Regions from separate parts of the Homo sapiens genome. Here region 2 is linked to region 1. The links are chromatin loops, found by intact Hi-C in ENCODE. Cell type or tissue: CD4-positive, alpha-beta T cell. All regions are shown on one strand. Links, peaks and the distances in the headings refer to the core of each region. The heading gives the core; the rest is flanking DNA. Region 1 overlaps MAML2 (mastermind like transcriptional coactivator 2). Region 2 overlaps MAML2 (mastermind like transcriptional coactivator 2).

The links. Peaks named below come from ENCODE experiments on the same cell type or tissue, not always from the same donor. Only the 100,000 strongest peaks of a DNase experiment are listed, where the experiment ranks them.
Region 2: a loop joins it to region 1, with 2.9 times the contacts of the local background. A loop is called at or near these places in 17 of 110 quality-filtered maps.

Annotation. Positions count from the first base shown.
Region 1 is chr11:96,255,906-96,261,290 of GRCh38, forward strand. All of the region lies in intron 1 of MAML2 (mastermind like transcriptional coactivator 2), which reads right to left. Among named protein-coding and RNA genes, the nearest start is that of MIR1260B, 83 kb to the right of the region's middle. RefSeq lists enhancers at 2,761-2,850, 2,891-2,940. In CD4-positive, alpha-beta T cell, for the core only: no CTCF peak of the experiment used is centred there; a DNase peak (open chromatin) is centred at 2,566; H3K4me3 peaks cover 1,045 bases; H3K27ac peaks cover 4,648 bases.
Region 2 is chr11:96,202,239-96,207,623 of GRCh38, forward strand. The region is part of intron 1 of MAML2 (mastermind like transcriptional coactivator 2); the gene reads right to left. Among named protein-coding and RNA genes, the nearest start is that of MIR1260B, 140 kb to the right of the region's middle. In CD4-positive, alpha-beta T cell, for the core only: no CTCF peak of the experiment used is centred there; a DNase peak (open chromatin) is centred at 2,553; H3K4me3 peaks cover 571 bases; H3K27ac peaks cover 3,634 bases.

The DNA.
Region 1 (5,385 bases), core at 178-5,177:
TCTTGTTGCCCAGGCTGAAGTGCAATGGCGCGATCTTGGCTTACTGCAACCTCTGCCTCCCGGGTTCAAGCGATTCTCCTCCCTCAGCTTCCCGAGTAGCTGGGATTACAAGCGCCCGCCACCACACCCAGCTAATTTCTGTATTTTTAGTAGAGACGGGGTTTCACCACTGTGGCCAGGCTGGTCTCGAACTCCTGACCTCAGGTGATCCACCCGCCTCGGCCTCCCAAAGTAGTGGGATTACAGGTGTGACCCACCGCACCTGGCCAATTTCCCCTTTTTATATGAACCTCAGTAAGGTAGGCTTTCTGTTCTTTGGATGCCACAAAAAAAAATTCTTAACCGATACAGCTAGGAAGTCAGGATTCCAACTTGAAACTCTGATTCCAGAGCCCGTGAGCTGAATTCCATTCCTCCCTGTTTCTCTCTTTCTTTTGCTCTCTTTGCTACACTGCAGCACATCAGTGGCCACGCTGATCTCGAAGTTCCTCAAACGACCACATTTCTTCCTGCCCCACACACAGCCTTTGCTCTTCCCTCTGCCTGAGGAATCTTCTAATTATCCTTCAGATCTCAGCTTAAATACTGAGATACTTAGCCATGTCAGTATTAAATGGAACCTAAATATTTCCCCCTATACATGGGTTCATAGGAATCTGTATTTGTTCTCTGAGCCTTATCACAATTACAAACAAATAAGAACTTAGTGCTTGTCTTCCCATGTTACATGGTAAGTTCATGAGGTTAGGAACTGTGTTTCTGGTTGTACATGGTAGGCAGTCAGTAAATAGTTATTACATTAATGAATCAATACAGGCATTCCTCGTCCACAGTCAACTCTTGAGCTAGACAGACAAAGATAGGAAGTTACTTATTTTACACATCTGAAGCCACATAAGTATGTCCGGCTGCAATACATCTGGTTTGACTCTATCAAATGCCATAAATATCTCAACAGAAAGAAAGGAAAAAACCTACAATCCAGAAGCAGGCTGTGAAGACAGAGGACACCCCAGTAAGAAAGAAATGAATACTTTGGGTAGTAGCAATCTCAGAACTAGAAAAATGCTACAAGAAAACCGCCAGTGGCAAGACAGGAACTATATTGAAAACAGGGATTACCTTGTAAAAATACAGTTTCCAGCAGACCAAAAATAGGCACAATGTTTCTGTGATCCCAACTTTTGCATTCAGCATTTTGAGAGGTTTTTCTGTGGAAAAGCATTTCCAATTTTACAGTAGAGTTGTAGACAAATGTTGCAATTTATTTAAGCTTTGTTTTATTGTCAAATTTCCTGTAGCCCATCCACTCCATGAAGCAAGAGATAACTGGTTTGCATCATCTTTTTAAAATCACAGCTCTGGATCTGCACTATTGGAACACTCTCTTGTCACCCTGCAATTGATCCTTTCATACTTCTTTCTCCTCCATTGGACTGTAAGTTCTTGAAAGTGGGAATCTTGTGACTCCAATTTTTCAATACTGAGCACAGTGCTGGCACAGAATATGAACTCACTATATCTTGTTACTATAAATGAATAAACAAAATGCATAGGCATGTTAGGCATTTAGTAAATACATGTCAAATTGAATCTTTGATACATGACTTGGAATTACTTCCCTTTCAAGGTATTTGTTCAGTGAGCATAATTATAGAGTCCACAGTCTAACAGTCTTCATTATAGAGAAAAACCGAAAAAGAGCCCTTGGCTTTTCAAGACAATATGCATTGATGGCAACCCCCTTTTTATCATGTGCATATTTCATGCACAAGGACAACTTAAAACTTGGAATGAAAAAAAAACCTCTATAATATTTCTTTGCTCACCAGTGCTGCCCATTTCTGGTATTCTCTCTTTACTGTGTATCCTGGGGGTGATGGGAAGAAGAGGAGAGACGAGAAGGACTTACTAGTAACAGAAAGGAAAATAATGAATTGGGAAGAGGAGCAAAGGGGATGGTGAGGACTGGAATAACAACTTTATAAAGAATAAAAGTCTGATTCCCTTCTATTTCCTGCAGTCTCTCATTGCTCCTGTCTCTGATAAAATGCCTACAGATTTGCTTACTTGATCCTAATTTTATGGCCTGTTCAAATATTACAACTTCTTTTTAAATAAATTAATTTGGAACTAAATGCCTTTAATTTTTACCGTGATAGGTTTGTGGCTCTTGACATCTTTTGGTCCTATTCATCAAAATCATTTGCTAAGTCCAAGGTATAGCAGAGTGGCTTTAACAACAACCATGGAGGATGAATAAAATACATTTTCATATTTACTGAAAGTGAAACTTATAAGCATATATCATCTTCTGCCTACCTTGTAAATATCCCATGTTTTCATTTACATATTGTACCAATTAATATATCTTGGTACTAATCAGAGTGGAATCCACTCCTGACATGGGAGAAAACTACGACAAAAAACATTAGCAGCAAGAAAAAATGTTTGTTTCAAGTATGTGGATTATATTTTCTAGTGCCTTAAAAAAAGAATGAAACTGAAAGAGGCAGCTTGAAGAAGCTTACATGTGTTTAAAACCCACATCCTGTTGTTATCCACTGCCCTGGCACAGAGGAGCTGGGAGGTGAACGTCCTCATTAGGGTCCCTATTAGCTGTGATTTGCAATGGGCTTCTCCAAAGAAGAAAATCACATTCACCCACTGGACAATGGCCCAGGTATCACCATTGATGGGAATCATATATGGAGTAAACATCAAAGCCCAAGAATACAGTGGTCTAAGCCAGTGTGCTTAGAAGTTGCCAGATCCTCCATGCTTCATTCCAGCCACTATCAGCAGATTCTAAATCACCTATGAGCAGAGAGGCCCATCTGCCTAGGGCATAAACGAAATTATAACAACAGTGAGAGAGCCAATGGGAGTCAGCCAGTAAGACTATGAGCAGCATGATGTACTCAGACTTTTGTTCCTTTTTATTTATTTGGTTAAAATACATGTGTTTTTGCTTCAGGCAGATGTTGGTATCCCAGCCTTTTATACAGGAAGCTGTAGAAGGGAGAGGACTTTCTGGGTGGGAGCAACTTATTGTGGAGGCCAAATGGCATTTTTTGTAGGCCCTGAGATTTTTTACGAAAACACTAACTCTGTTCAGAACTCTTTCAAAGGGTGAAGACAAACTTAACAACCTTATACTATAATACAAATAATTACAGAGTGTTGCTTTAAACTTGTATCTTGAAGTTCCTTCTTTAGGTAACTCTGCTTAACAACCACAGACTCTTCTTCCTAATGGCTTATCTGCATGTCTTTTCAATTTTCTAAGTGAAGGCCAGCCCCCTTCAAGATGTTCTACCAACTCAGTCCTATTCTTTCCAGATGTTTTTTTTCTTTTTCTTCTTCTGAAAAGCATGTGTTGATAGACTATGGGGAACAGACCAAGATTTATTTTTTAGCCAGCATTTTCCCCTTGCAACCGTAAGTCATTCTTCCTCAGAAGGCAAGGTGGGGCAAGTGATTCTAATGTGCTTCGCTCCAATGCTTCCATCTCAATAACCCTTTAAAGTGAAAACTGTGGAGAGTGAAGTGAAAAACTTGTCTCCATCTGGAAGCATTTATACAGAGAGGTGTCTTTAGCTTAGTTGTTTGTCTAGAATTTCCATTTATGAACCGACTTGCCTTTCTCCTGTGGGTATGCTGGAGAAAACTCTTTGCAAAATCCATTGTATGCAATAATCCAGTGGCTCCTTCAAACTCAATCAGGCTGGAAAGGCTAAATATGACTCATAGGATTCCTCCAACAAACACAAAGTAAGTCAGAAGTCAAGGAGAGAGTCATCTCGATGTGGACCAGCTTACCTAGCAAGGCAGGGAATTGTCATAAAACCAGTTTCCTGCTTGCAAGACCTTGACTCCTTTCAGTAAAGGTGTCAACTCTTCTTTTTCTGAACAATCTCAATGTGAATGACAGGGCCTGATTCTAGAGGAAGGTGTCTTTAATCTTTTTATGGTTCAGTATAAAGGTTACCTTAAAAAAAGCCTTGGGATATACTTTCAAGATACTGACTTGTGATTTTTTTTTTTTTTTTAAACATCAGTATGTCCTGTTCTAATTTAATCATTATTCTTTCAAACAGGCTGGGAGGAAAGGTTCCTGGACATCCACAGAGAAAACTTATTCAATAAAACATTTTATAATCCTCGGAACACCTGTGCCACCTTCCTAAAGGCCAGTCAGTTCCAGGACTTCCTAAAAATGAAGGTTGGACTGTGTGAATGCCTGTGTGTGTGGGAGTGGAGTCACTCTGTGTGGTGTTGGGGGATGGGGTGGGGGGAAGCAAACTGGCAGACTCTAGAAGGATGGTGGTAGAGCAGAAGAAAAAAGAAGAATGTCTGAATCTGGAGTGGCCCCATGAGACCCAGTCTGTACTCAGGTGACACTGGAATAACAGGAGTTCCTTCTAAAACCAAGAGAGCAGCAGACACTCTGTCATGCCACACCCTTCTCAACTGTCTTATCCCTTGGCCGTCTCCTTTTTAGAAGCTAAAGCAATACATTTTTTTCTTCAGTGTCTCTTGTTCTTGGAATGGAGGTGCAGCATAGTTCCGGCCAATAAGATGGACATCTGATAGGAGAGGGGTGTGCTTTTGGGACACTTTCAGCTTTTCTGATAAGAGGAACACCAGGGCTGCCCTCACTCCTCCCTCCAGTCTGCCAATGTGATACCTGCAGTTTAAGACTATGAGAGAAAGGCATAGAGAATCACAGACAAACTGACCCTGAGCAGTGATATTATTTGAGTCACTAAACTAATACCCATAATGACCTTATATCCAGAAATATTGTAGTGTGTGTGGGAGGAAAAATCCCTATTTGTAATCACTTTATTTCTTACACTGTTAGTCAGTTTTCTGTTATTTGCAGGCAAAAAAAAAAAAAATTCCTAATTGATTCAGCAGAGGAGGCAGATCAAATGAGTAGCCATCAACTCTTAAAAAGGTTGTTTTTTTGTTTTGTTTCGTTTTTTGGGGGACAGCGTAGCTTTGAAAAACCTGAGTGAAACTAAATATTCTTCTGAAGGTAAAACCAATATAGCATATCATGGAGCCTCATAATTTATTTCAAATTTTATGCCTGAAACAACTTACCATCATTACTCTATGCTATGGTTTGAATGACCCCTCCAAAACGCATGTTGGAACTTAATCTCCAATCTGGCAGTATTGACAGGTGGTAACTTTAAGAGGTGATTGGATCATGAAGGCTCTGTCCTCATAAATGGATTAATCCATTCACGGATTAATGGGTTATGATGGGAGGGGAACTGGAGACTTTATAAAAGGAAGAGAGACCTGAGCTAGCACATTAGCACGCTCAGCCCCCTCCGCCACGTGATGCCCTGTGCCACAGAATCCCCACCA
Region 2 (5,385 bases), core at 311-5,310, 54 kb before region 1:
TACTCAGGAGGCTGAGGCAGGAGAATGGTGTGAACCCGGGAGGTGGAGATTGCAGCGAGCCGAGATCTCACCACTGCACTCCAGCCTGGGTGACAGAGCAAGACTCCATCTCAAAAAAAAAAAAAAAAAATTGATTATGTTTCAGCAGTTTTATTGGAGTAACCAAGTCTACATGAAAGGCAAAGCATGGTCACCAGTTATGGAATCCCAGGTAGGATCAGGAATGCGTTAGGAAAGTGCTAATTGCTTCAATATAATTCTTCAAAGCCTGCAAAAATCAGGGATTAGGAGAATGAAGGTTAGTAAAGCTTGCTTTGGGTAAAGATGTGATGTGAAAGAAAAGCCATAGAGATAGGATCCATTAAGTAACTATGCTGTGTTCCAGATGAAATTTTTTTTTTTTTTTGAAACGGATTTTCGCTCTTGTCACCCAGGCTGGAGTGCAATGGCACGATCTTGGCTCACTGCAACCTCCACCTCCCGGGTTCAAGCGATTCTCCTGTCCTTAGCCTCCCGAGTAGCTGGGATTACAGGCACATGCCACCACGCCTGGCTAATTTTGTATTTTTGGTAGAGACAGGGTTTCACCACGTTGGCCAGGCTGGTCTCGAATTGCTGACCTCAGGTGATCTATCCGCCTCGGCCTCCCAAAGTGCTCAGATTACAGGTATGAGCCATCACGTCTAGCCTCAGATGATATTTTTTACCTATAGAATGTGAGCTCCCAAAGGAAACACCTAGTAAAGTTTTGAACACAGTAACAAGGCAATAAATATGTTGAAAAAAAGGAATCTAAATTGCCTTTTAAAATCATTTATGAATGACAGCACAGCAATTGCAAATGTAACATATCAGGCTACAATAATATAACCAAGCCTCCATATATTCATTTAATCAACAAATACCTATTGAATACCTTATAGATGCCAGGCTGTGTTTTAGGCACTGGGCATTCAGACATATGCAAAACAGAAAAAGTTGCTGACTTCATGGTGTTTACACATCAGTGACAAAGGCACAGCATATCTGGACAATTACCTGAATTAATATGTTTAACATTCTCTAAAGAACAGATATTTTAATGATTTTTCAAATAATTGCACCATGAATACACCAATTGACTAGGTATTTCACTTCCTTAAGAATTGCTGGCTCTGGAAAAGAATGCAACAAGTCCTATCAGATTATGCCTTAAAAATGTGCAAAATGTTTGTTGTCAGATCTGGCTGTACATTTATTAAGCTGTATTCATAATTAACAAATTTTATTTAGTTTTTTTAGATATAAGTCAGCCGGCAAGCTGCTAGGAGCAAGCCTTTACAAAAAAAAGTAAAAGAAAAACATAGTATCCTTTCTCTTGAGGCACTTATATTCTAATGCAAGAAGTCGCAAGTCACAGAGAAATACACTTAAACACAAATGACCAAACATGAACATACTTACTAATTCAAATGCAAAATACATATATGGTGTAGAAACGGAAATGAATCTGTAACATACTTTGGAATGAGTGAATCAGTGCAGGTCAGCCATGCATGAAAATATTTAGCCTACCCAAGGATCTATTTGTTAAATGTTTTCAAAAAATTCAGTGCGGTTATTCTCAATAATATGAGTGCAAAAACACATTTTAAACAGAAATCTTTCTCCTTTCTAATCTACTGTATTAGTGAGTGCTCTCACAGGAAATAGATGGTGCACTTGACTTAGGATAATTCATGAAGGGGTTAAGGACTAATTATCCAGGTGTAAATAGGGTGTGGGGGAATCTCCAGGGATACAGCGGGAACCCAGGGCTAACTACAGAGATGCTGTCAGCATCCCTAGGCCTGAAGGACTGAGGGAGGGAGAGGTTTCTGGAACTGAGGAGAGAGAGTCCTGTGGGGCAGGCTGCCTTGAAAGGAAGCATGGGCCTTCTGACCAGCAGGGACAAAAGGGTGTAGGTGCACTTGGAGGGGCAAATGGAAGACATGTGACATGCACCACATATACTATTGCCCACCCAAGTTAATTAAATAGTCATTCAATATTTATTGAGCACCTACTACGCGCCAACCCCTGTACTATGGAAGGACGCTAAAAGAAGAGTAGGTCATTGTGTCTGCCCTCAATAATTCAGAGCCTAGCGTAGATGACAGACTTACAAACAGACTAAGTAATGTGCATTGATTCAGGCAAGTTCTGTAACAGAAATTTGCAAAAGTGTTGTGAAAACAAAGAGGGTTGAGAAAGAGCTATCCTTTGGAAAGGGACATTACTAGGGAATTGCTGACACACAGCCTTTACCAGTAAGATCAGGTTAATTGTATTCAAGATAATAAAGAGGTCACTGATTTATGGGCCTATAATTCTGATATATTTACATAGATAAAAGCATATGCATTAAGAGGTCTCACCAAAGACTCCAAGAGTTTTTGTTTTTGTTTTTTTAAACCACAATTTATATCAGAAATAGCGCATTGCAGTCACATTATGTTGAAGGAATCTGCTTAAGTTCATACAGCCACTTAGTAGCAGAGAGAGAGGACAAGGACTCAGGTTTCCTGGCTTTCTGCCAAGGTGAATCTTGAAGGTGTAACATGTTTTCGATGTAATTTTAGGTGCACCTAAATTAAATTAGTTGCCTTTCTCCTCTCATCATTGCTCTACTACATTTCATTTCTCTTTATCCTTCATTCTTATTACATTGATCGGAGGGCCTCTTGAAATTGGCATCAGTGAACTTCTTAAGAATCGAAAGCTCAGAGTCCTATATCTGTTGCTTAGCAGTAAATTTCAGTAATGTGTTTTTCACTTTACTTTGTGGTAGCCTGTACTTTCCTGGCGTAATTTCTTTTCATATAATGTGTGAATTTTACAGTATGATGTCAACATGGTGAAATGCATAACCATATGGTTGCCACATAATTGAATGCTCCAGTCTGTTAATTGTGCTTTGAGCAATTACTGTAGTGACCTAATTGTTGCCATTCCTTGTTTTGTTAGTAACAATTATTCAGTCTACTTGAATGCAGCAAACTTACCAATATATTCATTTACTCATTTCTACAAGACTGTGAGTGAACTCCCAGGGACCATCCCCGGGCCTTAACATGATGCCTGGTATATTGCAGATGCTCTATACTTGTTTAATCATCCAACATGCATTTAGCATCATGCATTTAGCATCTAATGTCTAACACATTTCAGGCACTGCACTTGGGGTACAAATATAAATATGACATAGTCACTGCCTTCAAGAGGCTCGGGCTAAGTTTAATTCAATTTTACTGTTTTTTAGGCAGACCAGTACTGTGTGGTAAAACAGCAGGCTTGTGAAGGGACACCTTCAAACATGATAATGAGAGCAGTTGTATGATTCATGTTGCTTAAACTAGAGCCTATGTAGCTCACAGGCTGAATTGACTTGGCAAGCAAAATAATTGCTCTTGCAGTAGCCCAAATGTCGCTGCTTCTGATGAGCTGCCTTCTGCTCTTCTAACTGATGGGACTGATGGCTGGAGGTTGCCTGGCCATCGGAACCCTTTTCTTTTCTTTCCTCTCAAAGGTCAAAGATGTGTCTTCCTTCATCCATCCCTACCTTCTTTGTTGCTCCTTTGGAAAGATTCCCGTCTGGCTTACAGCTAATACAGTTGAGCATTGAGGTTTGTTTCTGCACTTTGTTTTCAAACTTTCAGGTGTTTTGCTCATGTTGTCCATGCAAATTTTTACACGTTTAAGAAGAAACAAAGTTTACTTTTGTGCCTAAGGAAAAACTGATGTCTTTGGTAAAAATGATGCCTTATATGAACTTTCTGGTTCTAAAAGCTTTCTTAATTTCAGTTTTGATTGACTCTTTTTTTTTTTTAATTATTGAGAAGGTTAAGCAATAGAAGTTTTTATGTGTTATCTAGAAATAATTCCTTGATCTTTTCAAAATGCTTTGTGAACATGGAAAATAAGTATAGCTTATATGTTATCAAAAATGAGTTTCTTTATGCAACATGAATATTTGGGGTGAGTATCAGTAATACAAGAGAAAGTAAACAATTCTGCTGAAAAGTGTTTATAATTGCAGAGATATTGAAATTGCCGGATAGGCGGGTGCGGTGGCTCATGCCTGTAATCCCAGCACTTTGGGAGGCCGAGGCGGGCAGATCACGAAGTCAGGAGTTTGAGACCAGCCTGACCAACATGGTAAAACCCTATCTCTACTAAAAATATAAAACAAAATTAGCCAGGCATGGTTGTGTACCTGTAATCCTAGCCACTCAGGAGCCTGAGGCAGGAGAATCGCTTGAACCCAGGAGGCGGAGGTTGCAGTGAGCCGAGATTGTACGACTGCACTGCAGCCTGGGTGAAAGAGCGAGACTCCATCTCAAAAAAATAGAAATTGCCAGAATGGCTGCCAGTGAGTAAAGGTTCATCAGGAAACCCATTTCATTTTGTGCTTTTCAGACCTAAAGTAAAAGAGTACAGATGTTTTCTTCTTTTATTCTTGTCTGCAAAGTCCACACATAAAGTCAACTATGTGAGAAAATAAAAGCTGCTTTGGTTATGGATTTTGGAGCAGCCCTGCAACTCCATATTATTATTTATCAAATACTTTGGAAATTTCTGGAAAAATAGAGGTATGAAAAGGAGCACCGGGAAAACAAATGGTTTTAGAAGAATCTTTTAAAAATATCATGTTTGGTAAATAAAAAACAAAAGTTATATAGACCACGATGAAGTGTTACCAGCATAAAAAAGGGGCAGGGAAATATCATCGCCCAACCTCCTGCAAAAACGCAGTAAATTTAAACCATAACATTCTTTCAAGGTAACTTAAGGAAAGATGTTAAGTCTGCTTCCCTTTTTGTTTTCATACAAGAGATTTAGTCTGCCCTCTATAAAAGGACTTGTTTTCTTGTAACTGCACCAGTTAGACTTCTCTATTGTAATCTGGAAATCTATGGCTTTGGGGTCCTCCAAGCATAGCTTTTTGTTGTGTGCTCTTTCTGCTGGGCAACACTGTGCTGCAAAGGATGTCATTTTAATTATTCACTGGCCCATCTTTTAAGCCTCTTAAAGGTTATAGGGCAAATTCTGTCTAAACACTCAGTAAAAGTCAAGGTAAGGTACCATCTTAGATCCAATTCCCCAAATTAGTTGGTAAATTGTGGTCTCTTTAATGATATTGCTTCATCCTTCAATGAAGTTGATTATAAACAAATTGCAGCCAGCAGCCAAACTCAACACAGATTATGTGCAACTACATAACTGCCTGCCTGGGGCGGCCTCTTTTACCTATGCACATCTTAGGTGAGACTGTGTTCTGGCATGCAGGGCAATAAAACCCAGGCCCTCTGCTGCTCTGCCTGTGAGATAGTGTGGTTGCCTCAGGATATGCCAACACAGTCAAAA